Regions from separate parts of the Homo sapiens genome. Here regions 1, 2, 3, 4 and 6 are each linked to region 5. The links are chromatin loops, found by intact Hi-C in ENCODE. Cell type or tissue: Caco-2. All regions are shown on one strand.

Region 1 (5,000 bases), 82 kb before region 5:
ACAGTTTGGTTTGGTTACAAAAAAAATCCGGAAATGTCACAGAAATATTTATTAAACCTTCCTAGAAGAATTAGCCTTTGCCCATATGCCAGATATGATGAGGAACAAATGCTGTCACCAGTTGCAATCATTCTGTCATTTCTAGGTTCCATGTTAGCTGGGGACAAAGCCAATCATTTGTCTCAACTTATATTATTATCAAGTTATAGGTTCCTGTTAACTTTGTACAGCAAGGCCATTTCCCTCCCATGGGAGTACATGGGTATCATTCAGTATTAGTTCTATTCCTACTAGCCTTATTTTGGCCCATCCTTTGGTCCAGATCAGTCAGAGATCAGCAGTGCAAGTTGCAATTTTACAAAAAAAAATTCCATAAATTTGAGGATCTGCATGTGTCTCAAAGATTCTCTGCCTGAGCTTCTACAGCTAAAAATGGAAGGTCATTACCCCCATGGCTACTTGGGGATCACTTTTAAGTAAAATAGTTAATAGATTCTGTTGTGTTAGAGTATATTCTCTTTCCCAATATTGATTCCTAGCATTCTCTAGCATTATGTGTTGGGTCTGTGTGATCAGTTTATCAAAGCTTTATGACCTTTGCAAGTGGATTCCCATTCTTTTCCCTCCTCTTGGAAGATGATTTCCTTCTAATCTGTCTATTTTAGTTAGTAAATCCTTTTCTTCTGAAAGCCACTCTTCATTAAAAGTAAATTCAGCTTTTCACATTATATCTAGGCCAGCTCCTATTTCACCTACAGCCCTCTTTTGTTTCACTTGCCAATGTTTAATCCAACACATGCATTGTGGCTATTGAGTATTAACTGCTTGAATACAGTTAGGATACATTTACGGTACCCGAAAATGTTTGGTACTCCATGCTAGAGTCAAGTGTATAGTGGTCACTCCTGAATGTAGTTTAATTTGTGTATGCCATAAGGTTTCCCATAATCTTTCTTGTCTCAAGTTAGGGTTGTTCCCGGAAGGGACATGAAACTAACTTATAAGGCCTAATATGTTATTTTCATTTATAATCCATTGATACTTTTTTGTTCTGTTTAAAAGCTTTGTATCTAAAAAACAGGGATGATATGTGTTCTTACACATCACACTACAACATATGAGGCTATTCTGTCTGGGGGCTCATCTGAGCATTCAGTCATCAGAATTTATGGTTACAGTTATCAGTTTCCTGACATTATATACCATGTATCATAACCTTCAGAAGGAAGAAATTCTTGAATATATTAAATTTGCCTAACATTCTAATGAAGCCAAATTTCCATAACTCAGCTTCATCATCATTTCTACCAGTAAAATGGAGATAATATAGTTAAATGTTTAGTGATAATTATAATCAGCATATGCATTAAGCTCTACCTTTTAAAAATTAATACTGTCATGAAAATTAAATATATAAATGACATTCTAGCACTCTCAAATATTTATAAGCAAAAAGGATTATCAGCCATATATTTAATCTTTTAGTCCTCAAAGGATAAACAGATATAGTCCATTAAGTAATTTTTAAAAGCCCCTTCAAAAGCCTTCTCCAAATAGATGAGAAGTTTTAATGCTATTCTTGACCATTTCTACAGAGGTTAATTATCATAAGATGTATTATAAACTATGAAAATTAAATGCGTAGACCAGAGCTAAATGTCCAATGAAGCTCTGTAACACCAGACAAAGTTCTTTATAAACCTTATTATTTTCTGATGGGGTTTAATGCCATGTCAATAAATTTATTATAGCACTGAGAATACTGAAACACATACCCCACCATGAACATATGCAAACCAAACACTCTTGTCATTGTAACTATAACCTTTGAATAGTTAGTCACACTGGACACCAATTTCCTTCCAGCCTCGCAGATAAAAAACCGCACAATATACAAATGTCAAATATTAACACAGTGTGAAACTACTGAGTGGCCTGGTACAGGAATTTTAAACATCTTTTTGACTGCAGCTAGTATCAGGCTGAACCTGCCACCAATGTGATAAGCTGCTTCTCTAAGGAGAAGGATAGAAGCCAATTAACTTTAAACACTGAGATAACCATCACTTATTACCATATGCTGGTATCTAATCTTTATGAAGTTTTTATAATAAAATTTCAATTTCTCATCTATTCCTAAATTAAATTAACTTTCTTGCTATATAAAAATCCTCACTGCTCCTTCCGCCCCCTAAATAAATTGAGTTCCTTTTCACTTATTGGAGGAAGAGTACATGAAGTGACCAGAAATCGATCGCCTTTAGAGAAACTGCTCAGTACATATAAAAATGTATTTTCATCTGAAAGCATTAAATCCCTACTGAGCTTTCTAAAGAAGTGGCACACCATTCCGCTGTTATACTGAGAATACCTGAAGGGAGGAGGAGGTAAGAAATTATGGTGGCTTTGACTGGGGCAGAAGCAATGAAGGTAATAAGAAATAATCAAATTCTGGATATATAATGAAGGTAGAAATAATAGGATTTGCTGATAGTTTACATGGGAGGTGACAGAAAAAAAGGAATAAAGAACAACTTCAAGGTTTTTGGCCTGGGGCCAAGAGAAAATCTTTTGAAAATGGGAGCAATAATACTATGTTTGCATGTTGGTGGAAAAGATGAGGAGGAGAGGGAGAAATTGTTAAAGTAGGAGAGTGAGAGAGGAAAATTTCTGGAGTGATGTCCTTGAGTATACAAAAGACAAAAATAATCTTATACCTGAGTGAAAGAGTTAGCCTTTGCAAAGGAACAGTTCATCCATAAAAACAGAAGACAAAGCAGGGGAATAGGATAGACGCAGATGAAGATAGATGAGAAGATGTGGAAGTATTATTGATTGCTTCAATTTTCTCAGTAAAATAAAATACAAATTGAGAGTAAAGTTGGAGGAGGTGTTGGAGAAAGGGAAAGGAACACATATGGTTATCCAACAGTAGGAGAGTAAATGGCCAAGAAAACATAGTGTGATTCCTGGGTAGCATTAAGGGCCCACTCTGATTTTACGGTCACAAATTTAAAGTGAGATCAGTCAGTACAGCTGTAAATGCCTTTCTGATACTTCAGTTGTGCAAGGTGAAGACATAGAGTAGGTGGGAAGTAAATTTAACCAGGGTTGGATTTGTTTTTCCAGCAACTATAACAAAGAGAAAGAAGGGCCACGGGAACTGAAGATGTATGCATGGGAGTAACCATGGAATTTAAGCTGGGTAAGGAGAAATGTGAGCATATCAGGGGGCTGAGGGGGACAATTTAATGGTGGCAGGAACAATGCCATACAACCATAGGTACTTTACTGTTCAGTAATGCTTTGGTATTTTTGCTCTGTTGTTTGTGTACCTTGTACCTTTTTATACACTGTTATAATATGGTAGAAACTATTAATATTTGACTCCACTTGAAGCCTAACAATATATCATGCACAATCAGATCTTCTACCCTGCCTTCTCAGCCTAGTCCCTCTTCTCAGCCCCATCCCCACATGCAAATACAGACGTACATATAAAATAATAGTGGTTACCTTTGGGCGATGACTATAGTTATATTGCTATATCAGGTTTTAGGTGAGTTTTTTTCCCGTGTACTTTCTAATTTCTAAGTTTTCTATATTGAGTATGAAATGTTTTTGTAATTTAGAAAAAAATGTTTATTTAAAAGAACATATGTATTTACACCTATATGTAATTAAATGCTGGATGTGTTCTCTAATGAGGTGTTAGAAAATTTAATCAGGTAGGATTAAGTTCTTTGACAAATATAGAAAATAAACCTTTGAGAAGAGCTGACATACTTTTAAAAACTACCAGATTTTGTAAAACATATGGGGAGATCATTGTCTAGCAAGTACAATGTATTAAAATGCAGGACCCTGAAACTACAATTAGAACAGTAAATTTTTTTTAATAGTGGAAGAAAGGACCATTACAAACCTGCTTCCTGCTTTGAGCTCTTGCATTCCGTAGCCTTCGAGCAGAATAAAAGATAAAATAGCCCACAGTTGCCGCCGTAATAATAAAAAAGGACACAGAAACGAAAAAAATTGAATAGTGATTCACCCAAGGGCCATGTTTTTTCCCTACTTCTATGACCATTGTCACTTGTATGCCTCTTTGAATAGATTGCAGAATTTTTGTGCCTTTCAGATTGCCGATCATGATTGCAACAATGTCTACTGCACCTGTAAAATAAAACAAATTCAGTTTTAGTTTGGTGAAACATTCTTAGTATAATAACCCAATTGCTAAAATGATTTTAAATGGGTCTCAATGAGACAAAGGAAGGATACCCATTCATTCAATTAACATTTTTGAGCACCTACTATCTATATGAAAGTTGTAGGTTATATAAACACGCATGAGATTTGGTTACCGATTTTAGGGAACTCATAACTTAGTAAGGAAGCTATTATATACAACAAACACCTCCCCCTCCTCAGATTAACTATCTATAATTCAACAGTATTGCCTTTGAGACCCAATTTGCATCTTATATGAAGGCTTGCTTAAAGACAAATAGTCCCCCAAATTGTAGAAAATAGGGCTTATATGATAAGGAATCTAAGATTTGGGGAATACAGAAATATTTCCCAATTTATAAGATGATAAATTATCTCAAGAGCTCACTACTAGCATGTATAAGGATTTACATATTGGGATAGTAATTTGAGCCAAACAATGTTTACAAACCCAAATGTACAAACTACATATGTCCATGATGTACCATTTTTCTATATCCTCAAAAGCAATATAAAATTTGCTCAAGGTGTTCTAAGGTTTTACACAGACGTGATCAGGTTAGCAATGAAGATAACATATAGAAATGCACATTTCTATTCACTACCTATTAAAGACAAGCCTAAACTAAGACTAATCTTATTACTAAAGGTCTAATTATCTAAAATACTTACCTCTCTACCACCAATTATATAAGTTTTGTGGAAAAAAATAAAGTACAAACATTATCTTTCCCAATGTTAAAAGAATGTCAGATTGCTCATGCCATTCC
Region 2 (5,000 bases), 99 kb before region 5:
AATAAGCATGCCCGTTGCTCAGATCCTGGTTTTGAAATACTATTCTCCAGTAAAAGGCCTCCTGAAGAAGTGGCTGATTCTAGGGCTAGGAGAGGGAAAGTACAAGGTTAACCTAGATTTTAGCCTAGGGGCCAGCAAACTCCAGCCTACAAACCATAGCTAAAAGTGCTTATCATGGTTGTAAAAGGTTGTAAAACAAACCAACAAAAACAAAAAAATAAGAGTATGAAAATGAAGACTTAAGGCCTTCAAAGCCTAACATATTTACTATGTGGCCCCTTACAGAAAAAGTTGGCTAATCCCAGACCTAGAACACCTTGTGTTACCAGAAAGTAAGAAAGTTGAAAGAACACAAAAACCAACTTGAACAAGTTCCCAATGACCAAATCTAGGATGATATGAGCAAGGGATAAACGATGAGAATGATATTATAGAATGAAAGAAACGTCTAGGATCCTATAGTACAATAAATAAATAACTCAATAAATAAATGGAGGAGAAGGAAGAGCTCTTCCTTATATTAGAAGTTTAATCAATAAATGTACAAAGAATGATGCAAACAGAAAATCACCATTTGGTAAATACTTCAATAATTACTGCAAGCAAGAAGCATCAATGATTGCTAAAAGTAGTGGGTAGAAGTATGATAAGTACCAGGACATTTGTGTAGTCTCCAAGTATCTCTCTATAAGATATTTAATAATTACAAAGGGAAAAATAGTAACTTTAAAGGGAGAAACCTGGCAGACACCACCTCAACCAAGTGGGCAAAGTTTGAATCATCACTAATAAGACACCAACATCACGTGCTTCCTGGTATGATATGGGGGCACTGAAAGGGGCACAACATCACTTCTGTAGTATTCTTGACAAAAATGGACAATAAATTTAATCACTCGGAAACAGCAGACTAGCCCAAATTGAGGGACACTCTAGAAAATAACTGACCAGTAATCTTCAGAAGTGTCAAGGTCATGAAAGACAAAGACTGAAGAAGTGTCACAGATTGGAGACTAAGGACACATGACAATTAAATGCAATGTGGGATCCTGGGACAGAAAAAGGACGTTAGTGGGCCAGTTGGTGAAATTTGAGTCAAGTTTATAGTTTTGATAATAACATTTTATCAGCAAATTTCCTGGTTTTGATAATTGTATATGGTTATATGTTAACATTTGGAGAAGCTGGGTGAATGGTATATGGGCATTCTTTGTATTATTTTTGAAACGTTTTTGTCAGTCAGTCTGAAATCATTTCAAATTAAAATAAAAAATACCTGTGCCCAGGCCCTGCACCTCATGTTAAATCACAGTTGCTCTGAGGTACAGTCCAAACATCAGCAAAGTTTAAAATCTCTCCAGGTGATTTTTATGTATAGCCAGGATTGACAGTAGGGCCCTTATTCAATGGTTCTCAAAATGTGGTCCCTGGACTAGTAGAATCAGTATCACCTGTGAACCTGTTAGAAACGAAAATTCCTAGGCATCACCCAAAACCCACTGAGTCAGAAACTCTGGTGGTGACCTTTCCGTTTTAATAAGCCCTCCAAGTGACTCAATGAATACTTAAGTTTGAAAACCAGTGCTCTAATAGAACTTAGCCCAATGATGTGACACACGACATGAACTATGTGTATTTACAAAGTTATGCAAATCAACTATCACCATAAGAATCAATGGCTAATACGCAAGATTCTTAAACTAGTAATATGTAATCCCAGACAAAATTAAATCTGGTTTAAGTGGTAATTCATTCAACATAAATTTGAGTATCTACTATGTGCTGGGTGCTGGATAGACAACAGTGAATATAAGACACTGTTCTTATCCAAAAGAACTTTAAAAGTTTTAATACAACTCAGTGTAGTAAGTGCAATGATCGAAGTTCTATGGAAGCCAACAGTAGGGCCATCACATCTAGTCAAGAGAGGCTTCTCAAAGAGGTGTCAGTCTTAAAGGAGAAACAGGAGTTATACTGGGCTCCCCTAACTTCTTGGGTAAGGAAGAATGGAAGGAATAGGCAAAGAGAAGATAGTGGCTCAAACTATGACTGTGGAATTAAGGTTGGAAATTAGGGGACAGAATTGAGAACACAGAAGGGGAAGTGGGAAGAATTTGGGATGTCCCTAGTTTCTGGTTTGGGGCGGTTGGGTGAGTATTACTATCATCCAAATTAAGAATACAGGAGGAGAAACATGGATCATTATTTCATTTGCTTTTCAAATCTCTGCAAAATCTGTTGTGCTTACCTTTTTCCCCCACCCCACCCCTACCCACAGAAGAACAGAACACAAAAAGAGTAGATTGGAATGTTGTTTTTTAAAAGACTAGCAATAAATTATCTCGTACACTCTCTTTTATCTTTACTGAATTCTATTACCACACAATTATGAGAGTACAAGATCATCTGGGGCAATCAGACAATGATTCTCTATTACAGGTAGAATAATCCACAGATTATTAAGATACTTATAACTAGTTTATATTCAAGGGAATGTCTGAAGATTAGATATAAGAAATACAAAGTTTGCCTTTGTGTGGTTATATTCATTGTGATATCTTCAGAAGTGGTATCTATGGCACTGATAAGCCTATAGAGGACAAAGGTTTATATAATAGGAAGCTGAAAGTTTCATAAGTCATCTTGACAATCAGTTTTTGTTTTACTTTTATACTAGAATTAAATTATCTCAAAATGAGGATTGAGAGAAGACTTTCAAACCAACAAAAACATGGAAAAGATTGAGGTAAAAGAAAGGGAAAATAATTTTTATAGGGGTTTTATCTTTATAGGGAAAAACAGAACTCCCTAAAATTTCTCATTTGGCATAAAATTACTAAGTTGCAATACAAATTCACATGAATTTTGAAAATGATATATTCAATTTTAGTTTCTAACAGTTTGTTCATTTCACGGTAAATAGTCAACAGGTGGCAGCACATACCATTCTTAAACAGTTTCCTACTTGCAAAACATGGGTTCCAGAGAAGTTGGGTATAAATCAAACTTTTATAAATTGAATTCTGTTTTATCATTTCAGAACTCCTTTATTTTAATTTCTGCTTTATCTGCAATAAACAATGGCTCCTAAAGTTTAAAGTTTCTCCTTACCCTCTGTAATTAGTTAATAAGCCAAGATTTAAATGCATCAGAGAGAAGCTTTCCAATAAATCTTTCTTTTGTAAATAATCCCCACTCTGATGCATTTCATCTATTTCAAATACATTTGAATATATGTATATTAAGGTAGGGGTGCATCCTTCACGGCATTATTTTAAGTAGAAAAAACCTGGATCATGATAATGGCTGAATGGAACAAACGCTAAAAAGCAAGAGTACTATACAGGCATATGATCTACAATGGATTGCAGGGCACTCGTTAACCTTTAGTATGATGCTTACTTGTTGACTGCACGTGTTCCTCCAGAGGCGGTTCATCTGTTCCCTGTACTGAAGCATATCCAGATGATGCGGTCTCGCTGCGATTATCCTCTTCATGGGAGGAGGCACTATTAGATATTTCATTGGATACAGGGACTTGTAAAGACACTGATCCATCTTCAACATCCACCTTTAAAGAACATGTAACAAATTAAAAGCCTCTCAGTGTACACGCTTTTCCTCGACATATCACTTCAAAGTTTCTTTATAGGTGACTCATTGGAGCAATATTTCTTAACCTTTTAAACCTATGATCCCTTTTGATGATCACAAGTCTCTTGTTAGCCCCAGTCAAAACAGAGTAACTGGGTCCACCAATGGGATGAAAGATGCTATAGGCGGAGTGCACTCTCATCTGGTATGTTCATTTGGGTGATACCAGCACTTCATAAAATAATGCTGGGTACAAGTTAGGCCCTAAAAAAACATCATGCTGTCCCCTATGGAACTTGAGAATCATTGTCATCTATGTACCTTCCCAAGTCAAGATTTGAGCTCGATTTTATGTTGTATCTTGAAAATAGGCCTTTTTTTCATTTACCAAATATAAAATTATAATTTAATATTTATTATGCTTTCTCAAATTATGTCTGCTTATTTAACTACAAGTTTGGTCACTATGCAATAGTAAAAGATTACAAAAACAGAAAGAGGGATGCCAAGTTGGTGGTTTATATGGTTATCATTTCAAATTCTGACCAAATAATGAGTCTATTTGGAAAGAGGGAGGAAGAAGGAAAATGGAGATGGCCCAAGATGGCACCTCATTGTCTATATGATATAAATATGTCTGGTTTTAGGTATAAACTATAAGTATGGTGTATTACATAGCGAAAAAATAAGGATGTTATTTTGTTATTTTCTCCAAAGCCCAGGCATATATTCTTCATATAAATAACATATTAATGTTTACCTCAATTCCCAAAGCTTTGAGTATGTCACATTTGCACATGGGGCAAGTCCTGTGTTCTAACAGCCATGGGTCAACACATGTCTTATGGAAAATATGGCTAATTCAGGAAAAAAACATAATTATCAGTTGTAAAGTAGCAACACTTTACCTAATATATATTAACAGATTACTTAGTGTAACTTTATTTAGTCTTTGAATGGATGCCTTTCCTTTTAAACACACTATTCATAAAATGAAGGAGTCACAGAAACAAAATTTGGAAATTCCATAATACGGTACTTTTAAATGTAAAAGCCTCATTACTCTAGCTCCAAAAAAAAATATTTTCAGTACTCATTTGAAAATGGCTAGGACACTACCTGACCTAAGACTTTGTTCATTATTTCAAATCTTAAACAGTTAGAATTCCCTAACTGATAAATGGTACAGTCATTCTCAATAATATAGTCCAATATAGTATTGAGTACAACAACACTGTACTGATGCTTTAGGCAATGTGATATGTTCCAAGAGCATCACTATTGTATTAAATAGCTAAAAGAAGTAGTGTTAAGAACAACCTTCAGGAGAGGGATAATTTAAAAAACTAAGGAATGAACACTTTCAAACAGATGCATGATTTCATTTTATTTTTTTCTTGATGGAT
Region 3 (5,000 bases), 210 kb after region 5:
TCGAGACCCTGTGCAGGTGGCTATGATTGTAGGTTGAAAAATGCCTAAGAGAAAGACAGACCCATCCTCATCTAAGCAAAATTTCTGTAATCTGAGATAAAATAAAGAACAGTGGGAAAAAGAATAAATCCCCTACAAAGGAACCTAGCCATAAGTCAATATAGATTTGGCTGTAAAACAGAGTTTCTCAAAGAAGAGATTAATGGGTTGAGCACTGAAGCAACTGGGTCCAGATAGGAGCTATAGGCATAGGGAGAAGGGGCACAAACAGGCAGTTGTTTATCCGGTTGAAACTTAAAGTGCCTCAGTGGGGACAGATTTCTCCATGGAGATCAATATCTCTTTATAGGAGGAAGTAAGAAGCCATTTCTAGTTAGCTGGATAGAAATGTTGGTAGTCTGGGTACCCCATTTGTGGGTTCCGTCTTTATAGGAGGAAGCAAGAAGCCAGTTGGCTACCATAGAATGATAGTCAACTGGCTTCTCACTTCCTCATTATTATCCTATAGTAGCCAACTGGCTATCATTCCTTCAGCATTTCCACTGCTGGACCCTAAGCCCATGTATCGTGATCTGAAGAAGGGGGACTAAGCGTGAGGTCAAGGTCTTTCTGTCCCCAGTGGGGCCCAGAGGTCATATGCCTCTGCAAGGGTACAATGTGGCATGGGGTAAAGGTAGGAGATGAGAAATTTTGTGGCTTGTTTGGATACCAGTGCTTAAATAACTCTCTTATCAGATTCTGTTGAGGGACAAGTGCTACCAGTGAATTGGCTGAATTTGGCGATGTAGTGAAACAGAAAAGGGGATTAACTGTAACCATCTGGGTGTGGTCACTTAGACTCCCACTACTGCTGTTACTCTTACTGCTTGATGTATAATTGCTATTGCTGTTTTACATGCATTTACTGTGAGTACTCATAGAGTCTAAGAAGGGGGATTCTCCCACTTGTGAAAAAGAGCATCTTGCAATATGATGATAGTGAGAAGATTACACCAAAACCACCAACTAGACTTCCAGTTCTCTCCTGTATTACACTACACAAATAATATAGAATTCCAGGAGATGAGAAAGTAATCAAGGCCTTAATGAAGGACTTAAAGACAGTAGGAGTGTTGAAAGCTTTTATATCTTGACAATGGCCCTGAGTGTCTAGTGAAACAGGTGAATGGGAGGTGGAGGCTTATTGCCAGCTGAATTTAGCCATTGTCCCTGTAGCTCCCACACAATTACTATGCTATATCTGGAGAAGCTATATTTTCTTGGTGTTTGCCATCAGTGAGCGTGCAGATGTATGGAATAAGTTCTTTTTCCTTTCTTGGATAACTTGATTCCAATATATTGATGATATTGTGCTGGTAAGCCCCAGTAAAGAACAAGTGGTAATGGCTGTTTGCTGACTTGCATGAAAGCCAAGGGGTGGCTCATTACTCCTAATAAAATATAGAGACCAACCACCCAAGTCAAATTATTGAGAGCCATGTGGGCTAAGGCTCAAATATCAATCTCTAAGATATAAAAGGGAAAGTTACTTGCATTTTGACTCACCACTACCTAAAAAGGAGCCCAGAAGTTAATTTGACTGTTTGGATATTCGAGACATTATGTGCCTCATCCAGACAGTTTGTTGCACCTTATGTATGTGTTGAGCAGAAAATCTAGAAAATTTAACTGGTTATGGTAATAACAGGTAGGCTAGGGCAGTGACATGGGCCTGTAAAACCCCAAGGGTCCCTTGTAACTACAAGTATCTGCTACTGATGACTATGCTGTGTTGAGCTTCTACCAAAGAGAGACTGCTTCCACCTGTATGTGCCCGTCGAGTTCCCTGACCAGGCCACCCATCACACTCCATTTGGGAAATAACTAACTGGCCTTCTAATGGGAAGTTGTGGAGAATGAGAACCTTATTCTGGAATGCCAGGTAACATTTTGCCCAGACACCTCCATCTTGGGTTTGTTCATTCAGATGCTTACAATAAAGTCAGAAAGGCCCAACAGTCTTCTTTTATTAAATGGAAATATTATATTTAAGAGAGAGGCAGATCTGGTCCCACAACTGTGTCCTCCATATACAAAAAGGTTACATACCTTTAGAGGCTTTTGAACCTCCCCTTGCTCATTCACAAGGGAAGCCTTTTGCTATCTGGTGATCACACTTCCAAATCCCCAAGGATGATTGACCTTGGATTACTGATGGCTTAGCTGAAGTAAAAGCTAATGGTCTCACTGGGTATTGGCAGTAATTAAGCCCCAAGGACAGCCCTGGAAGACCTCCTGCAGTGAGGGCCAGTCAGCACAATTGGCTGATTTGAATACTGCCATCCTTGTCCTATATAATACTCATAGAGAAATGGCATATTGTATTTTCACTGACACTTGGGTTAGTGTCAGTGAAAACAGCTCAGCTGTCTGTTTGAATTCATGGAGAATGACTACTGGTATATAAAAGGCACCCCTCTATTGGGCCAGGAACTCTGGAAAGCTATATCTGCAGCCAGACAGAACATTTATGTAATCCATGTGAATGCCAAAGGAAAGCATCCATACTCAGAAAAGCCTAAATCAAACAATGTGGCCAATTGCATGTGCATAGCAATGCTATCTGTATTCATCATAGGACTGGGCAAGTGACTATTCCACCATAATCCAATGGGCTTAAAAGAATTCCATCTGTGTCATCTGTCAGTAGGTGACACAACTTTGAGCCTTGACCATTCCTGAGGGTCTACTTCCATTCTCTGCTGCCACCTTGTGGCTATTTCTGGTATCTAACAGCCATTGAAATCTATTCCAGTTGGAAGAGCCTGCTACGGAACTGAAATTGATTGGACATTTTATAGGAATTGATACAGATGTTGTCCTCAAAAGCTACAAAGCAGTGGTCTGCAAAATAAAATGTGTTGGAAACCTCAAAAAAAAAGAGAAATCTATTCCAGCTATGAAGTTGCCATTCCTGTGTGAGTTGCAGATTCTGGGAATACCATGGTAATACTTGAGTCTGAGTTCTACTGTTTCTGCCACTTACAGTCTTCCAAAGCACAGTGTTCAAGCTTAAGGAGACCCAACAGTGCACTGATGGGGATGTCATTCGCCATGCATCCCATGCCCCTTTTCATGCTCAGGCTGCTGGCATCATCAAGAGGTGGAGTAAATTTTCAAAACCTTGACTGTAAAATATTTCTAGGCAAGCTATGTTGCCAGAATTGTGGACTACACATCATAGTCAGACTGTATGGTTATTATCTGAGGCTTCTCTCTGTAAGAAATATTTATCTTTGAATGGTTGTGTGAATGTCAAGAGAGAAGGGGTCAGAGAACAAGGAGACCAGCCTTCTAGATCAGGGATTCTACACTGACAATCTCCAACCATTCCTCTTTTTTTCACCTTAGACAACAAAGTGAGATAGACTCCAACCTATTGTTCCTGCTATCACCTAGCTTCTGTCATTGGGCATGGGATGTCACAGATCACAAGGATAATGATCCGTTGGTAGAATTTCTGAAGCTTGGATTTACCACTGCAGTGGCTCACTCAAGCAGCAATAGATGATACTAGATCATTGAATAGATAATAATATATCACTGAAATTCCTACTATTGTACCATAGCCCACATAACCCCTGGCACATCTGGATGGGTCTGGGAGCAAGTGGGAGATGGATGGGTGAATAGACAAGGTACTGACTACTGGATTAGGACCAACAGATTGTGTGGCCATGGAGGGAGAGCAACAACCTCATCGCCTGGGGGAAAGTAACAACCTCAGTATATGCGGTCTTTAGACCTTGGAAGGTATGGGAATGGGGGAAGCAATCAATGTTCTATGTCCCCTGGATTCAGTACTACTGCTTGGCAAACATCTCCATGGTCCATCTGAGTGAAGTGGTAGCCGCAGCTGACTAACTCACATTGAGGTCCATCTTTCTCATCCACATGCTAAAAAGCTGAAAATCTCCCATAGCCACGGCTATCAAACTTGGATCCCTTCATGCATGTACAAACACTCTGACCAGTGCAATCTTGTTTATGTGTGACCGGTACTAATCCACATGATTCTTCTGACACACCAATGGCCTATGCCATGTATGGCTATCAAAACTGTGTCTACTCAGTGACGTCACCCATGTGATTTTACCAAAACAATACAAAACCAAGTATAAGAAGCCTCTTCAGGTTATATGCTTGTATGTATTAGAGAGGGGGCCACAGAACATTTCCACTGGGGGTAGTGGTGATTTTTTAGCTCATGTATGGCTCCCAGTAATCACTGAAGGTGATACCACCCATTTTATCCCTTGTTGGAACACTGGATAAAGAGGGCTGTCCTAGCTGGGGGGTACTTTTACTCCTGGTTCTATGCCCCGGCATCAGTGTCCATGCCCCAGAGACAATGATCAGGTACCAATCATTATCTTTAGCAACCATAGCCAATGAGATGCCACAAACTCTATAACATCAGCTAATCAGTCTAAACTTTTTTGTATAGGTTTTAATGAATAATAGACTGGCCTTAGACTACATTCAGGCTCACCAGGGAGTAGTATTTATGTTCATCAGCATCTCCTTTGTGTTTGTCTTCATTCTATTGTTCAGGTAAAGCAGCTCAGCTAATGTATCAGCTCAGGTGCAACACTTTGAGCAGCTAGGGCACTTTCCTCCAGGATCTGAAATAAAAACTGATATTTGATGCTGTGGCCTCCAAATCTAGAGTATGTGAATCTGGGAACCAAGGAGTAAAACATCAGACTGGCTCTTTATATATGTGTGTGTATATATATTACTTTAAGTTCTAGGGTACGTGTGCACAACGTGCAGGTTTGTTACATATGTATACATGTGCCATGTTGGTGTGCCGCACCCATTAACTCGTCATTTACATTAGGTATATCTCCTAATGCTATCCCTCCCCCCTCCCCTCACCCCACAACAGGCCCCAGTGTGTGATGTTCCCCTTCCTGGGTCCAAGTGTTCTCATTGTTCAGTTCCCACCTATGAGTGAG
Region 4 (5,000 bases), 110 kb before region 5:
CTTTTTGAGACAGAGTCTCCCTCTGTTGCCCAGGCTGGAGTGCAGTGGCCCTATTACGGCTCACTGTAGCCTTGACCTCCCAGGCTCAAGCCATCCTCCCATTTCAGTCTCTCAAGTAGCTGGGGCCACATGGCTGGCTAATTTTAGTATTTTTTGTAGAGATGGGGTTTCGCCATGTTGTCCAGGCTGGTCTTGAACTCCTGGTCTCAAGCAATCCACCTGCCTCGGTCTCCCAAAGTGCTGGAATTACAGGCATAAACCACCGTGCCCGGCCTGAAATCTATTTTAAATATATCCTGAACTATTCTCAATGGACTCAAGTGGATAATTTATGTCACTGGGTAATTATGAACATCGATTCTAAAATTTTGATCTCGAAAATATCTGCATCTATTAAATGGAAAGACTCTTCTGCAAAATAGCATTTGTAATTTTTAAAAATTAGAAAATGACAAAATGTCACATTTAACAGGGCAATTTTTGTTGCCATATTTTCGAGAGGGCCTTTTTAGAAGCTGGATAAGATTAATAGGTCTAGCAAAATTTTAAAAAATGTCCTGTAGAACCTCAGAATTCTTTGCACCCCGGGAGTGGCTTGAAAACGAAATAACAGCATACGTTTATCACCATCTTGACGACATACATTGATTTGGTGCTATTATCTTTCGTTTTATCCTCTCAACTCTGTGAGGTAGGCACCATTTTCCAAGAGAGAAAAAGCAAGGTCATCTCCTCCATGAATTATAACTTGCCTAGTTTACTAGGTGGTTTTCTTTTTCCTTTAGACCTTCCCACCCTTCTTATCCAGATTATAAGCACTGCAAAGCCAAGAAACTGAATCTTGTGAACCTTGTGGCACACAGTAGGTGCTTAAGGTTGAGTAAATGAAAGAGTTTGAGGAATGTCATCCAACAAGTAAGAGAGTAGGATGGGACTAAAATGCAGGTTTTCGGGACTCTTCCCTCTTTCCATTACATCACGCTGCCTGGTCTACCACTTCAAGGTCACAATACCAAATTAGAGATTGATTAGAAAAAGAGCTCTTGCTTTCCCAACGTCCAAAACTTTAAATATCCCTACCCAAGATGAGTGGTCTCAAAATAACTTTCTCTGGAAACTTTAAACATTTGGCCAAAAAACACTTTTTAAGAATTGGGGTCAGGGTGGGTTAGACAGGAAGAGTTAAACTCTTACCGTCTGGCTTACAATCACAGCTTTGAATGAAGGGGCAGCACCAGTCACTCAAGAGATTAATTTATTACGACGTTGTTAATAGCCTTTGAGAGGGGATCCCAAAGATTGAAAACTTGGAGACAAAGTAAAAGATGCTAAATTGGGAGAGATCAGCAATTCTGAGCCTACCCCTCCACCTCTCCTGACTCCAGTTCTCCCTCCTCCCTAATATTTCTTTTGAAGTCTATTTCTCAGGATGTGATTGGGCGCCTCCCTTTCTCCTCACCATCCCCGCGTACCCACTCCATCCCATCCCCCATACGCTTAATCTCCCCAGGGTGCTGATGATCGGTATGGGTTCTGTGAAAAAAGTTAAGTTCACAACTGCGAACTGGCCCCTGTCACCAGCCTAAATGCGACCTGTCTAGGTCTAACACTCATCATCAGCCTCCCTCCCCCCATGGGAAGCGACAAGGTAGGTACCCGTTTCTTCCTTGGCCTCAGAAAGAACCGCGCTCCTCCCTTCACCTGTCCCAACCAAAGAGCAACTCGTCGTCCAGTGAGACATTCTCAGGACTTGGAGGTGGTGGCGGAAAGGTGGTGTCGGGAGAAGAACCCCAGTCCCTCCGCCCACGATTTAGGATCGGGAAACTGGTAGCGACGAGTAACTGTTGTCCTCACCACCTTTTAAGTAACAGCGAACACAGCCCAGAGGCAGGTAGGGTGGCCACAGCTTACCTGTGAGCCCCCCTCCGCCTTCCTCCCCGTAGCCCCGACGCCGCTGCAGCACGAAGTAGTCGTTGGACCTTTCCATCAGCCACAGCTTCAGCGCATTTTTCAGAAGCACTTCCTCAGGCTTCAGCCACATCGCGAACTTTGTGCCCCCCGGGAGCAGTGACCTAGATGCCCTCCTCACCTCACTCTCAACCCGTCTCTTCCCCTCTGCTTCTCCTCCCACCAAATCTTCCTCAGGCGACAGCAGCTCAGGTTCAGGTTTTCCACACTTCCCCCAACCCTCCCTTCTCTCCCACGTAGGCAGAGAGATTGCCAATTCCCTCCCACAGCGCTACCGCCAGACTGGGAAATAGTCCCGCTTCTTTACCTCTTGGGAGTTGTAGTTTCCTACGCGCTTTTCTGTGCTCAAGCGACTGGAACATGGGACTACCCTTCCCACAATACACTGGGGTGAGAATGGGTGGGGGTGCTTTCAAAGCGGGTCCCAGCCATCAGTTAAGTGTGTTTTGCCTATCTGAAGTTTAAAGCATTTTTTTGGTTCAAATAAGTGAGTCCCAGGTGTAAAGGTGTTGCTTCTTTTTATCATTTTACAGCCGAAGGCATTAAACTGTAGAAAACAAAGTTTCTGGAATTTTGGAATATCGGTTCATTCCAGGAAGTAGCAGTAGCAACAACTAACATTTAATGAGCTCTCACTATAGACTCAGGCGATCTCACGTAATCCTCACAGCAGTCTTGCGAAGTGGACATTCGTCCCCGCTTTGCACATTAATAAAGGAAAGCACTGTCGGGTGAGGCGACTTATCCAAGGTCACACAGTCAGTGATACGATTCCTTCTCTAAATCCAAAATTCATGCCTAGATTAAGCTCTTTTTGGTTATATAGGAAGAATATAAAATTTCCAGAAGCCACGCGTTTTCTTCACTCCGTGCACCGCTCCTTTCCTTCACTGTCGCCCCTATCTGTTTATTAAACTGCTGTAATGAACCACAGAAAATCTCTTGTCCAGCTTCCTATTTTGGAATCTAAACAATTTATGTGCATTTTTTTTTTTCTTAAACTCTTAAAAAAATCCCTTTGGAAGCAAACTTGATCTCTTTGTATCTTGGCAATGATGCGCAGCGGTTTGAACACTAAGGTGAATGAGGTCAATAATTTGCATGATATCGCTGTGAGGAAATATTTGACAGATGTTTTTATTTATTGCAATAACTAAGTCCACCGGAATTAAAGAGTGCATTAAAAGTGAAAAAAAGTTTAGAGGGAGGAAGGAGTTGGGAGGCCATGTATAAGCAAAGGGCTCTTGGCAAGCTGTTTTGAGAATAGAGCCTCAAAGTCATGTGGATTAAAAAAAAATGGGGTGGGGCACACGCAGATGCCAAGCCAAGGAACTCTGCCCTGGAGGAGCATCTCTGGGGTAACCTTCCAAGATGTGTGCCATCTCGAGTGAGGCAGGCGTGTGCTCCAAGCAGGGATTTTTCTTGTGAATGAGAAAAGGGGCAATCTGGGATTCTCTTCTACTAAATGGCAGTAAGTAGTCCCAAGGCAGCTATCTGGACAGTTTGGAAAGAGATAATCCTTTCAGAGTCCAGACTGCAATGTATCTTTGGGAAAAGCCATCGCAATTTGAATGTGTACTAAGGGAGGTAATTTCTTCTTCTCTTCCTGGAGAAAGATCAGTAAATGTAGCAAACGTTGAGAGATATCTTCCTTTCTTTTTACCTTTCCTTCCCCTTTTTACTTCCTTCCCCATCAAACCACATCCTTTTCCAATACCCTTAAAGGTTACAGTGTGGCAAAAGCTATCCAGAACTGGATGGCTTTTCTACCTGTTTACTCTGCAATTTCTTCCAGGTATACCCACATGCTCCCTGTTACAGGATCAGGGCCACTTTTGGCTTACAGCAGGGCGTTTAGAGAGCTCCTGCTTTAGTAAATAAACATTTCACCAATTATGTAAACATTTTTTTCTAATTAAATTACTTATGTGATCTAAATTTTTGGCTCAATAATAAACGACTTAATTTCGCACCCTTGCAAATAAAAGTATTTTCCTAGAAGCACCTTAAAAAAATAGAGCGTGCCACTCTATTCAATGTCAATATAAATTGCTTGGGGAAGGACTGGGATTGCACACTGTCTGCATTGCTGGTACAGTACTGGTGCTGTACTGGTACTGTATATGTATTATGTCATTTAATTTTCATTAATAAGCTTGCACATTTTTACATGCTTACTTTACGAATGAAGGAAAGGAGGCTCAGAGAAGTAACTTGCTTAAGATCGTATAGCTAAATAAACAGCAAAGCTGGAATTTGAACCTAGATTTGTCTGATTACAAACCATGACACTATACTGCTTATGCATATGGTCCATAGTTACCTCAAATACAATATGTTCAAAGCCAAACTTATTTTTCCAATATTCCCCCTGGTTGATGTTTCTCCTACTAGGTTTCCTAGTTCAAAGGCCACTGTTTACCAAGACACTGAAAGTAAGAACTTGGTGTTAGTCCATTGGTTGGCCAGTCTCTCTCTCTCTCTCTGACACACACACACACACACACACACACACACACTCCTCTACTTCTTTTTCAAAAGTCCATCCCATCTGCCTATTATGGCTTTAGATTAGCCTCACAACACTTTCCCGCCATATGATAATATAGCTTCCCAACTCATCTGTCTGCTTCCATTCTTGTTTTCTGACTTATCCAAGCCACATATTAACAGACCCAATAATACACCATGTAGAGATAAATAATACTTCATTTTTCTGAAGGTCAGTCTTCCAGCTGACTCAGCCTTCTAAGAGCCTCAAACACCTATAAGAAAAGGTATTTGGAAACCCCAAATAGCAATTCCAAACCCTGTGCTATGGAAAGACTGAGGCTGTCACTCAGGATTTTACTGGCTTTTTTGAAAGGAATGTCACTAGCTTAGGTTATACTTTTTTTGCAGTCTGCAGCTAGTTTAGAAGCAGTAAGATTCAAAACAGGTGGACTACTGCCAGAAGAGAGCCATTTAAAGCTTTGCTACTTAAAGTGTGGACCCCAGACCATCAACATTTGCATCACCCTGGAGCTTGCTAG
Region 5 (5,000 bases):
AATTTTCTTAGAGGCCAAATTTGGCAATAACACCAATTATCAAAATTTTGTATTCATTTACTGTCAGCGCTTGCCTTGATTGAAATTATTCCTTTTTTTTTTTAGACCAAGTCTGATAAAAACACACATACCTATCCACAGTGAACAAAATGGGGTTCAGAAGTTTACTTCTTCATTGGTTTAAAAATCTATTTACTTGGAAACTGTTTTTTTAAATAAATAAAAACCAGTGATTTTCAGAAGTAACTCCTTTAAAAAGTTAATAAATTAGAAGTTTCTATTTACTTAAGAAGCCATTAGTAAATATTTCTAAGGGAAATCTTTATTTTCTTTGTTAATTACAGTGTTATCCTATTTCTGCCATACACTTTTCAATGGGTAATATCACGTTTTTGCAGATTCGTTTGTATCAGTCCCGCAAAAAGATTCAAATCTTACAAGCATACAGTAGAGTCAAGTTCTCATTTCTATAACATTTTACACACTTATAATATGCTATTATTTAAGCATAATGAAACTGTTTTGCAGTTTCACAAACTTGAAAACATACAATCCCTTTTGCAGGAGAAAATAAATCAAACTGAGAAGTGCAAATTAATAATGAAATTAAATTTTTTAATGTTTAGAGGTAAAGGCACAGTTTATTAAAAAGCAACTCACGATATAATGCCCACTGAGGAAACTTATATTGCTAAGAAAACATGAAAGAAAATAGGAATCACTTCATGAATTGCTACTGTCTTTGGAACAAATTAATTAAAAATATTAAATAATAATAAAGTAATTACAAGTTGTGCCAGGCAAGAAAATTTAAAGTAAAATTATTTTACAACCTTGTTGCCAGATCCTAGACCAGTTCTAGATGGAAATACCATTCTAAGATAAACGGACATTAACTCTCTTTGTGAATCAATTATTACTTACCAAAATTTGCCATCTGTATCGTCTGATTGCCAGTCTCTGGAGCATTGTAAATCACAACAGCATCAGCATTTCTTCTGCCCGCTGTTTGAATTTTTTCTGAAAATGTACAATTACCTCTTTCTATCAGCGCAATCCAGGGCTTCTTAGTATTACTAAACTCAGTGTTGTGGTCACAAGCTTGGTAGTTATTGTTCTTAGGGATGCCTACCACTCCCATAGCATTAGCCACTGGTGAAGCTAATCCATAAACGCCACATTCACATGTCTCTATTGCAGTGTAGTTGCTGGTTTCATTGTAATAAGTCACAGTCACATAGGCACTCATTGAAAAAGATGCTGTAATTTTAAGTAAAAAGGTAAAAATTACAAGGAGCCAAAAAAAACTGGACCTATTCTCCTGGTTCATTGCTCATTCATTTGAGTATAAAATTTAAGATGTTTGCTGATATTTCCAACTATCAGTCACCATTGTCCACTCACGTCCCTGCTGAACAGAAGTTTGAAATTTCAGTTGCACGTAGGTAACTGATCTCACCTCTAGCAACATAACCTCTGGATACATCAGCTCTATTTCACTTTAGTTATCTACATTCCCCTTTGCTTGCCCCTCCTCCAGCTGTACACACAGGTAACCCTTAACCAGGACTACCTTAGTAATAAATAACACCATCAACTTTATTCTACATGTCAACTTATTAGGATTGGATGACTTCCTGCAGTACATTTTTTTTTCTTCTTACTGTTCCAACTAATGCACTTTCATAAACATGGAGTGGATTGGAAAGAGGAACTGGACTCTGGGGAATCCCACGTGACAAGGCTGAAAGTTACCTCTCTCAGAATATCTAAAACACTAAACTGGTTTGCCAAGCCCTGCTGAAATATGCTATCAACCAGTTCAGCCTGGAGTAAGTTAAGATCCATGAGTTTAATTGCTATGGCATTAGTAGAATGAATTTTATTGCTTTTTTCTCTTCTAATTTCTCTCTCTCTCTCTCTCTCTCTCTCTGTGTGTGTGTGTGTGTGTGTGTGTGTGTGTGTGTGTGTTTTCTTAGCAGGCTCCCCAAGGGATATCCTCTGTTACCTTGTTTATTCGTTGGAAAACAAACATATTTCAGTAGCTAGAATTCCTTTCCTTTCAAGTATAGTGCCTTGCCCATGGCAGGCACTCAAATATTTGTTGATTGATTGATACCTGCAAGTTGCTGCATTCCATTAATTTTTGTGCCCCATGTGTTATACTCTAAAAAAGGTTGTTGAAGGTTTAATTTTTAACATTTACATTTTTAAATTTTTAGTTCTCCCAGATGTATAGACAACTTTATTTGTTTCATTGCTTCCTTTAGTTCAAGCTCTGTTTTTATTCAGGAGCACACTGGACACTAAGAGCATTAGGACACATACGCTACGGGGTCAACTGGTCTGTGAAAATTGCTGGGATGGGGAGATTGCAATGTGTGCCAAGGGCTGATGAAGGAATAGATGAACGAACAAGACAAACAGAGATATCAGGAGTCTGACTGGGCCAAGAGTCAGCAAACTAGACAAACAGGCATCAGGCTTCCAGGGAAGCAAAAAGCTACCAGGTCAAAAGGAAGGTAGGGACAATGGTAGTCCAAGGTCCAAGTCAGGTAATCTGGAATCAGGAAGGTTTACTAGAGTCAAGGGGACAGGACAACCGAAAATAAAAAAATAGGAGACGTTGTTGATGGAGGTGGTCAATGAAGCTGTTTCTTCTCCCTACTTCTTGTCCGCTTTTAAACATCTGAAATATCAGTGTTGGAGTGGACCCTGCAGGTGAGAATTAACAGTTCACACCACTCAGCAGAGGGAAGGAGTTCAGGGAATCAGCAGCAGAACCTGCTGAATAAATCCCAGCAGATGTATAATACAAATATGAACCTTGCTATCATATCATAGCTGCCAATTACTCATTAGCGTACCCTCCCATAGTACCTGGTACTACTAGCATCATACACCTAGTAACAGCCTAATAATTCATATAATTGAACTGAAAAGATTAAAGGTCTTGTGTATTAGCTTATGGTCAATTTAAGAGTAAACACAAATAGTTCATTATTTTGCTACTAGCCCTATCATTTTGATGTGTTTTTAGGATCACAATAAAGCCTGTATTCACCAGAGAAAATTATCAGACTAAAAACAGAAATGTTATTATTGTTATTATAAATGTTGTCAAAACCATTAGCTTAGAGATTGCTGATGGACAGTCTTTTGTGATAAATTCAACATCAACATTCAACATTTAAATAATTAGTAAAATCCCAGAAATTTGATCTATCCTTTTCTGCCAATTAAATTACTCCTTAAAAAATCTTCTCATGAAAAACTTTAAAAGCAGATTAATGAGAAGTTACCTAAATCCATTAGAAGTCAAATTTTAAAAAATAATATTTCTTTGTTTATCTTAAGATTTCTTTTCATTATTTTGTGTAGGGATTTTTTCTTAGTTACATGATCATATTTATATATTTTTAAATTAGTTTTTCATTTAATATCTCAGTCATTATATATTTTATCTTATAATCTTTGTAGACAATGCTTTGTTGGATAAATGATATTCCATTAATGGAAATACCTCGGTTTACTTAGTCATTCCATTTTTGTTTGGTCAAAATTTTAAATAATATTTTTGCTATTATCATTTTGTTATAATAACTTTTTCTGTGTTTAAGATTATATCCTAACAGTTTTTTTCAGTGGATTTAATAGGTTGAAGTTTTGAACATTTAAAAAATCTTAACACATTTTACGTATTCAGGAAACAATTCAGGATAAAAATACACTAAGGAAAAGCTCTCCTGCCTCATTTCTCCTCCCATGTCTCCAGGGTAGTTACCAGAGGCTGGGAAGGGAAGGAGGAGGGAGGGATGAAGAGAAGTTGGTTAATGGGTACAAGAATACAGTTAGCTAGAAGGAAGAAGTTCTAGTATTCGATAGTACAGAAGGGTGAATATAGTTAGCAACAGTGTATGGTATATTTCAAAAACAGTTAGAAGAGAAGAATTGTAATGATCCCAACACAAAGAAAAGATAAATGTTTGAGGTGATGGATATCCCAATTACCCTGATTTTATCGATATACATTGCATGTGTCAAAATGTCACATGTACCCCATAAATATGCACAACTATAATCTATCAATAAAAAATACAAAAAGGCCAGGCACAGTGGCTCATGCCTGTAATCTCAGCATTTTGGGAGGTAGAGGCGTGCAGATTGCTTGAGCCCTAGAGTTTGAGACCACACTGGGCAACATGATGAAACCCCATCTCTATCAAAAAAAAAATAGCTGGTGTGGCGGTGTGCATCTGTGGTCCCAGCTACTCGGGAGGCTGAGGCAGGAGGATTGCTTGAGCCTGGGAGGTCGAGGATGCAGTGAGCTGAGATTGCACCACTGCACTTCAGCCTGGGTGACAGAGTGACTCTGTCTCAAAAAACAAAACAAGACAAAACAAAACAACCCAAGAAGGCACCATTCAATAAATGGTGATGGGACAATTGGCTAGTCAGTTAAAGAAGGAAAATAATCAGTTTGCTCCTCATTTCCTCCTCACAAAACACCCAAATAAATTACAGTTGGATTAAGTAATAATGTTTTTTGAAAAATTAAGAATTTTTTAAAACCAGCAGACACAGACCTGGGTATTTATTAAACCTTGTGAAAGGGAAAAGACTGTCATATCAGTGGAAAAAATTAAAGTGGAACATTTGCTCACTCAACAATATTGAACTATTTTAAATAGGCAGTGATACATTGGGGAAATATTTGTAGCAAATGCCCCAAAGGTATTTTATTACATGTTATTAAAGATCTTATACCCATGGAAAGCAAAGCAAATTAAAGAATAATATGCATACTATGACTTTCTTTTGGTAATAAAACCAAGCCTTCTTTGCATCTTTACAAAGAAGTGTAATTGTATGCACAAACAAGGAGAAAGGTAGGAAGACACACCCAGGCCTTTACCACTGGCTCCCTGTTAAATAATCTGAACATACTAGTTTCAAATCTTGACATATTTTTGCACAAGTTAAATCATTAAGTTCTGAAA
Region 6 (5,000 bases), 81 kb after region 5:
ACAAAATTAAAAAAATTAAATACCTTTTAAGCCAGCAATTTCGCCAGAGGAAGCCGTTCAACAGCAATGCTTGAACATAGTAAACAAAAATATGTGTACATTCTAATGATGCTTATCATTGTATGTAATACTAAAACACTAATAAGTGCCTAAAACTACAAATTACCTATTCACATGGGCATGATTATAGAAATTATGGCACACCCATGCTATGGAATATTGTATGTACAGATGTACATGAAAGATGCCTGAGATGTGTTCAGTGGAAATAGCAAATCACACAATGCGACATTAATTCCTTTTTTTTAAAAAAATACACAACAAACTGCTGACAATTTGAGATTTTTAGAAGAAAGGTGAAGGCACTAGGGAAGGTGAAAGAGGTCTTTCACTTCTCCCTAATATTTTATTATTAACAATTTGAAACATATAGCAAAACTGAATAAATTTTACAGTGAACATCAATATGCCCACTTCCTAGATTTTATCACTAACATTTTACTATACTTTGGTGGTATATTTCTAACACAATATACTTTCAAATATACAGATTGGGTTTTATTTTGGCATACAGACATTGCCTTTTGTATTATAAATATGGTTTTAATGAATGAATAGATATTACGACAAAATACATTTTACAAAGTATTAATCCCCTCAACTTTTCTTGTAGGGCACCAGTTTTTCATTTACATATTCAATTCTAAAAATTAAAGTGATCAACATTTAGAGTAGTAATGCACTACTGCCTTATTTCACACTTGAGATAAAATCACTCCATTTTTTCATCCCTGAAATAGCTATCTTGCTTTTTAAAATTTAGTTATTTAAAATATCCTTACCTACACATTTCTATAACATCTTTTTTCCTTACAACTGGATGTGACTATAATTGCATGGTTTTTGAGCTAGTTATTCTTTTACTTTCAAGTTTGTTGCTCTTACACGTCACAGTAAGATTATCCGTGATTTAGCATTGTGACAACATTGTAAAAGGGACTGAAAAGCAGTAATGTAGAAAATTATAGTCTTTCTCCTTCCAGTACTTTCTCTTATTTTATTTTTTGCATTTTATTTCTTTCCCCATTTCAAACGTGTTCATGCCTACAGTACTATCATTCCCCTTAATTTCATCTGTTAGAGAAAAAAAACGTATTTTAGAGCAGTTGCTGATGGCAAGCTAGTGTTTTCAAGCTAACTTCCTACTTCTGATACAGAAAAATTGAAGTTCCCAGATCAGTACTCTTTGTGGTGAGTAATAAGAAACAAGAAAATGAGAATGTCAAGCCTTCCCATAAAAATCACACCGTTAAAAGGTGATATTTACATAACTGTTACACGGCGTTTCAATCAATGTAAAGTATTAAGGAATACATCACGGAGCATCCTTTTTGAATGAAGATTAAAACATGCAAACCCGCAAATTTTTACAACCTTTATGCTAAATTCAAATCTATAAGCTCTTCAACCGACACAACGTACTATTTCCACAACTGGATTGGGAATAAAACTAAGATTAATTCCACCACAATCAAACATGTAACGAACGTATGAGGAATACTGACTCCCACATCAGTACGTTTGCCAGACTGAATTTTAAGATGTAGTCAAACACACTTCCTGAATTGGCCACTTTTGCAATCAAAGAAACAAACAAACAAAAAACACCAACAAAAACCACTGGCTGTGCAAATTTCATTGAGCATCCCTTGGTCATTTAAGAAAACTTGTCTACCTACCACTCCTGGCTTGTAATTAACAATACAAAAGCATTTTCATTTCCTTTCCCGTTCACGCAAGCTCCTGAAAACTATTTTTTTTAAAACCCTCTGCCGTTCTTTCCAAACACTTACCGCTAAAGTTGTGTTCCTCAGGTTGCTTGTCTGTTAACCAGATATCTCCATAGGGATCTTCGTTATTCCACAGCGCCAGGTAATGACTCTTCCCGCCTCTTAAAGGCCTCTCTGGTTTCTCCTGGTGCGCTCTATTTCTGAAGGGAGTTTCTAAAGAAATACTGTCTGAAGTCTCCCCACAGTGGACGTTATCTATGCACAGGATCCCCTGGCCTATCCTTTTCTCATTGTAAAGACATGAGACCCTGGAAATTCTCATTTGAATGCCAACTTTAAGAATATTTTGATATACGAGAGAGTTCAAGCTGGGGTCCAGGTAGCACTTCTCCTGGTACACCCCATCTGAGATCGTCACATCATAGCAATAAAGGGGAGGCTTGGGCACCGTGTCGCGTGGCTCATCCTCTAACAGGTACCTCTGGACGGCCAGCACAGTTACAGGCACCACCTCCGAGGGGGTGACACACTGGCGAGGTGAGTCCATAATCTGCTCAAGAACCTTTTGGATCCAGGACCTGGGCCCTTGGGAACCAGCTCTTCGGATCACCCCTCCCGGGACCCCAGCCCGATTCCTCTCAGGGTTCGGCCAATCTAGCCCTGCATGTGAGGGACCAGCCTCAGGCTGTCCTGACTCACCAGACATTGTTGGATAACTGCGTACCCGCTTCACTCCCAAAAGCTAGTTTGCCCCGTCCAAAGCGGAGAGAAATAAAACCGCGCGCTTTGGCGACGATCGCTACTCTGCCCCTGCTGACAGGCAAGACTCCGCCCCGTAGCGAGGCTGCAAAGACTTTACGCGTGCGCGCGCCAGCTCTCCCACCCCGCCCCTCGCTCCGAGCGCTTCCGACTCGAGACACTGTTACTAGGCAGTCACACGCGCGAGTTACGTAGCAGGTCGTCCGACCTTGTGCCCGCCGGGTTGCCGTCTGGGGGAGGGATGACAGGGGAAGGGGAGGGGGAATCGGTGGTTGTCATGGTTCTCAAAGAGGGAGGGGGAGAGCGCTTGTGGTCCCCTGGAAAGGAGGATGCCTAGAGGCAAGGGAAAAGAGAAAGTGGCAAGAATCAGGGTGCAGAGTCAAAGCTCAGGGATTTGGGGGTTTGGGCTTTGGGCCAGGAACAGAAAGTAATTTAGAGTTGGTTAACATATGTTAATGTTATAACATGGGTTTCCTGTAGTATGAACAAAACCAGATAATTTATGCAGAGCCTCCAGGACAGACTCTAGCACAAAAAGTCCTCAGTAAACATTAGCTGCTATTGCGATTAGCATTAGCATAATTATCTGTAGTGGCTCCCTGAGTGTAGGGTGGGTGAATTAGTGTTTAAGTGCAAATGAAAATAGAAAACTAGAACTGGCTTGTAAAGGGCTGCCTTTAGATTAGACTTCTTAAAATGCAGCTAGTTTTAATATAATACCTGGCCTAATATACATCTAGGGTAGAGATTTCAGAAACTTTGTTTAATGTTTGTTTGTTTAATGCAAGGCATATATCAGGAACGAATGTAAAGTGAAAAAGCTGATAAGAATAGTAAAAATTAAGGATAAAATATTTAATAGATGTACTTAGATCCAGTATACATAGAAGGGAGTAATTGTTCTAAGAATACTTTTTAAGATGGTTATGAGCTGATTTTGTTTATACTAATTTCCTTTGGCTCTCTATTTTATCATTCTTTATTCACTATTTATGAAGTCTCTATATGAGGTAGGCACTGTTTTAGGCCACTGGGGATAACTGTAGTCAGGGTCCTTCCCTCAAGTTTCTTCTCATTGCTTGGGCTAAAGAGCCCTGCCGTTATTAATACTTAACTAATTTACTCATTCTATACAGATTTCTTGAGTGTCTGGTCTGGGCAGGGTATAGCCTTGCTAGGGAGACCAAAAAACATAGTAAGGGGAAATAAAGTGGAGGGAACAGGAGTTAATATTTTATAAAAAGTATGATTACAGAAAGGTTCTCTAGTAAGAGACTGAACAGAACAGAGATGTGCAGGAAGTGAGGAAGTGAGCTATGTGGATATCTAGGGGAATGGCACTTGAATCAGAGAAAACAAGAAGAATAAATTCCATGAGACAGAAGCATACTTGATATTTTCAAGGAAATGCATAAGCCAATCAGCCGCAGTGGAGGGGCGAGGGGGAGAGTGGTAGGAGGTGAGGTCAGAGAGGTAGCAGGGTTTCTTCTATTATGAGCAAAGGAGTGACATGACACTTAGTCTTGAACCCCACTTCCTTCATGATGCCTCCCCTCACCAATTCAGTCTAGGATAATCTTTCTCTTCTCTGTATCACCTTGTATCACTCATTTGATACTTATCATCTAATACTTGCAGTTAAAAAAAAAAAACTTAATGTATGCGTAACTCAGAGTTTCTCAACATGGGCACTCTTGATTCTTTGGGCCAGAAAGTTTTTTGTTGTGGGCTGTCTTGTGCACTGTAGGATGCTTAGCAGCATCTCTGGCCTCTACCCATTAGATACCTGTAGCACCTCCCCCTCCAGTTGTGAGAACCAGAAATATCTCCAGACATTGCCAAATGTCCCCTGGGGTAGCAAAGTCGCTACAAGTTGGAACACCCGATTATGATCTGCATTAACTAGATCTTAAACTTTTCGAAAGCAGAAACTGATTTGTTCTTTCACTACTGCTATGCATAAAAGGCACTCAAATATTTTAAATAAGTAAAACATATAATTCCCAGTGCCTCTCTACCAAAGGGAATATACAAGTGTGGCTTTCCATAAACAAACAAATGCAATATACAAAAATCCAAATTTACCAAACATAAAATAAGTTGCCTGAGTGTAGGTACTTTGTTATGTAAACTGCAGAATCTCCAGTGGCAAAATAAGTATCTAGCATATAGTAGGTACTCAATAGTTTTGTTGAATGAATAAATGAAATTATGGATTTGTATTGCATTTACTGTAGGGGTCATTAAATGTCGACTATCTCTGTTGTTTATCAAAGGAGAATGTGTTTGAAATATTTCAAATCTATTCCATCAGCAGCCCCTAAACTATATATGCTCAGTGAAATTTATGACTAATAGTATTGTCTCATCACATTCTGTGTCCTTCCAGCTAATTCATGAAAGATGGATATTAGCAGTGGTGCTTAGTATTTGGATAATTACTGGAATTGG

The links. A loop is a pair of places that touch in the nucleus more often than their neighbours do. Peaks named below come from ENCODE experiments on the same cell type or tissue, not always from the same donor. Only the 100,000 strongest peaks of a DNase experiment are listed, where the experiment ranks them.
Region 1: a loop joins it to region 5, with 9 times the contacts of the local background. A loop is called at or near these places in 2 of 110 quality-filtered maps.
Region 2: it touches region 5 in a loop (11-fold over the local background); 3 of 110 quality-filtered maps call a loop at or near these places.
Region 3: it touches region 5 in a loop (4-fold over the local background); 2 of 110 quality-filtered maps call a loop at or near these places.
Region 4: it touches region 5 in a loop (4-fold over the local background); 2 of 110 quality-filtered maps call a loop at or near these places.
Region 6: a loop joins it to region 5, with 5 times the contacts of the local background. A loop is called at or near these places in 2 of 110 quality-filtered maps.

The regions. Positions count from the first base shown.
Region 1 is chrX:106,772,086-106,777,085 of GRCh38, reverse strand. It overlaps RNF128 (ring finger protein 128), which reads right to left. Exons shown (of 7, transcript NM_194463.2): 2 at 3,926-4,173. Among named protein-coding and RNA genes, the nearest start is that of TBC1D8B, 28 kb to the left of the region's middle. In Caco-2, no CTCF peak of the experiment used is centred here; a DNase peak (open chromatin) is centred at 1,925.
Region 2 is chrX:106,789,637-106,794,636 of GRCh38, reverse strand. RNF128 (ring finger protein 128) reads right to left here. Exons shown (of 7, transcript NM_194463.2): 5 at 4,355-4,451; 6 at 3,403-3,571. Among named protein-coding and RNA genes, the nearest start is that of TBC1D8B, 11 kb to the left of the region's middle. In Caco-2, CTCF peaks have their summits at 2,762 and 2,962 (motif pointing right); no DNase peak of the experiment used is centred here.
Region 3 is chrX:106,479,220-106,484,219 of GRCh38, reverse strand. No RefSeq gene overlaps it. Among named protein-coding and RNA genes, the nearest start is that of RADX, 130 kb to the left of the region's middle. In Caco-2, a CTCF peak has its summit at 2,738 (motif pointing left); no DNase peak of the experiment used is centred here.
Region 4 is chrX:106,799,895-106,804,894 of GRCh38, reverse strand. TBC1D8B (TBC1 domain family member 8B) reads right to left here and starts at 2,222. Exons shown (of 21, transcript NM_017752.3): 1 at 1,912-2,222. The coding sequence starts at 2,041. In Caco-2, no CTCF peak of the experiment used is centred here; a DNase peak (open chromatin) is centred at 2,264; H3K4me3 peaks cover 2,050 bases.
Region 5 is chrX:106,690,333-106,695,332 of GRCh38, reverse strand. It overlaps a transcript of RNF128 not described here. Among named protein-coding and RNA genes, the nearest start is that of RNF128, 34 kb to the left of the region's middle. In Caco-2, no CTCF peak of the experiment used is centred here; DNase peaks (open chromatin) are centred at 1,722 and 2,442; H3K4me3 peaks cover 2,113 bases.
Region 6 is chrX:106,609,577-106,614,576 of GRCh38, reverse strand. It overlaps RADX (RPA1 related single stranded DNA binding protein, X-linked), which reads right to left and starts at 2,599. Exons shown (of 14, transcript NM_018015.6): 1 at 1,854-2,599. The coding sequence starts at 2,496. RefSeq lists enhancers at 2,035-2,374, 2,415-2,604. In Caco-2, no CTCF peak of the experiment used is centred here; a DNase peak (open chromatin) is centred at 2,706; H3K4me3 peaks cover 1,819 bases.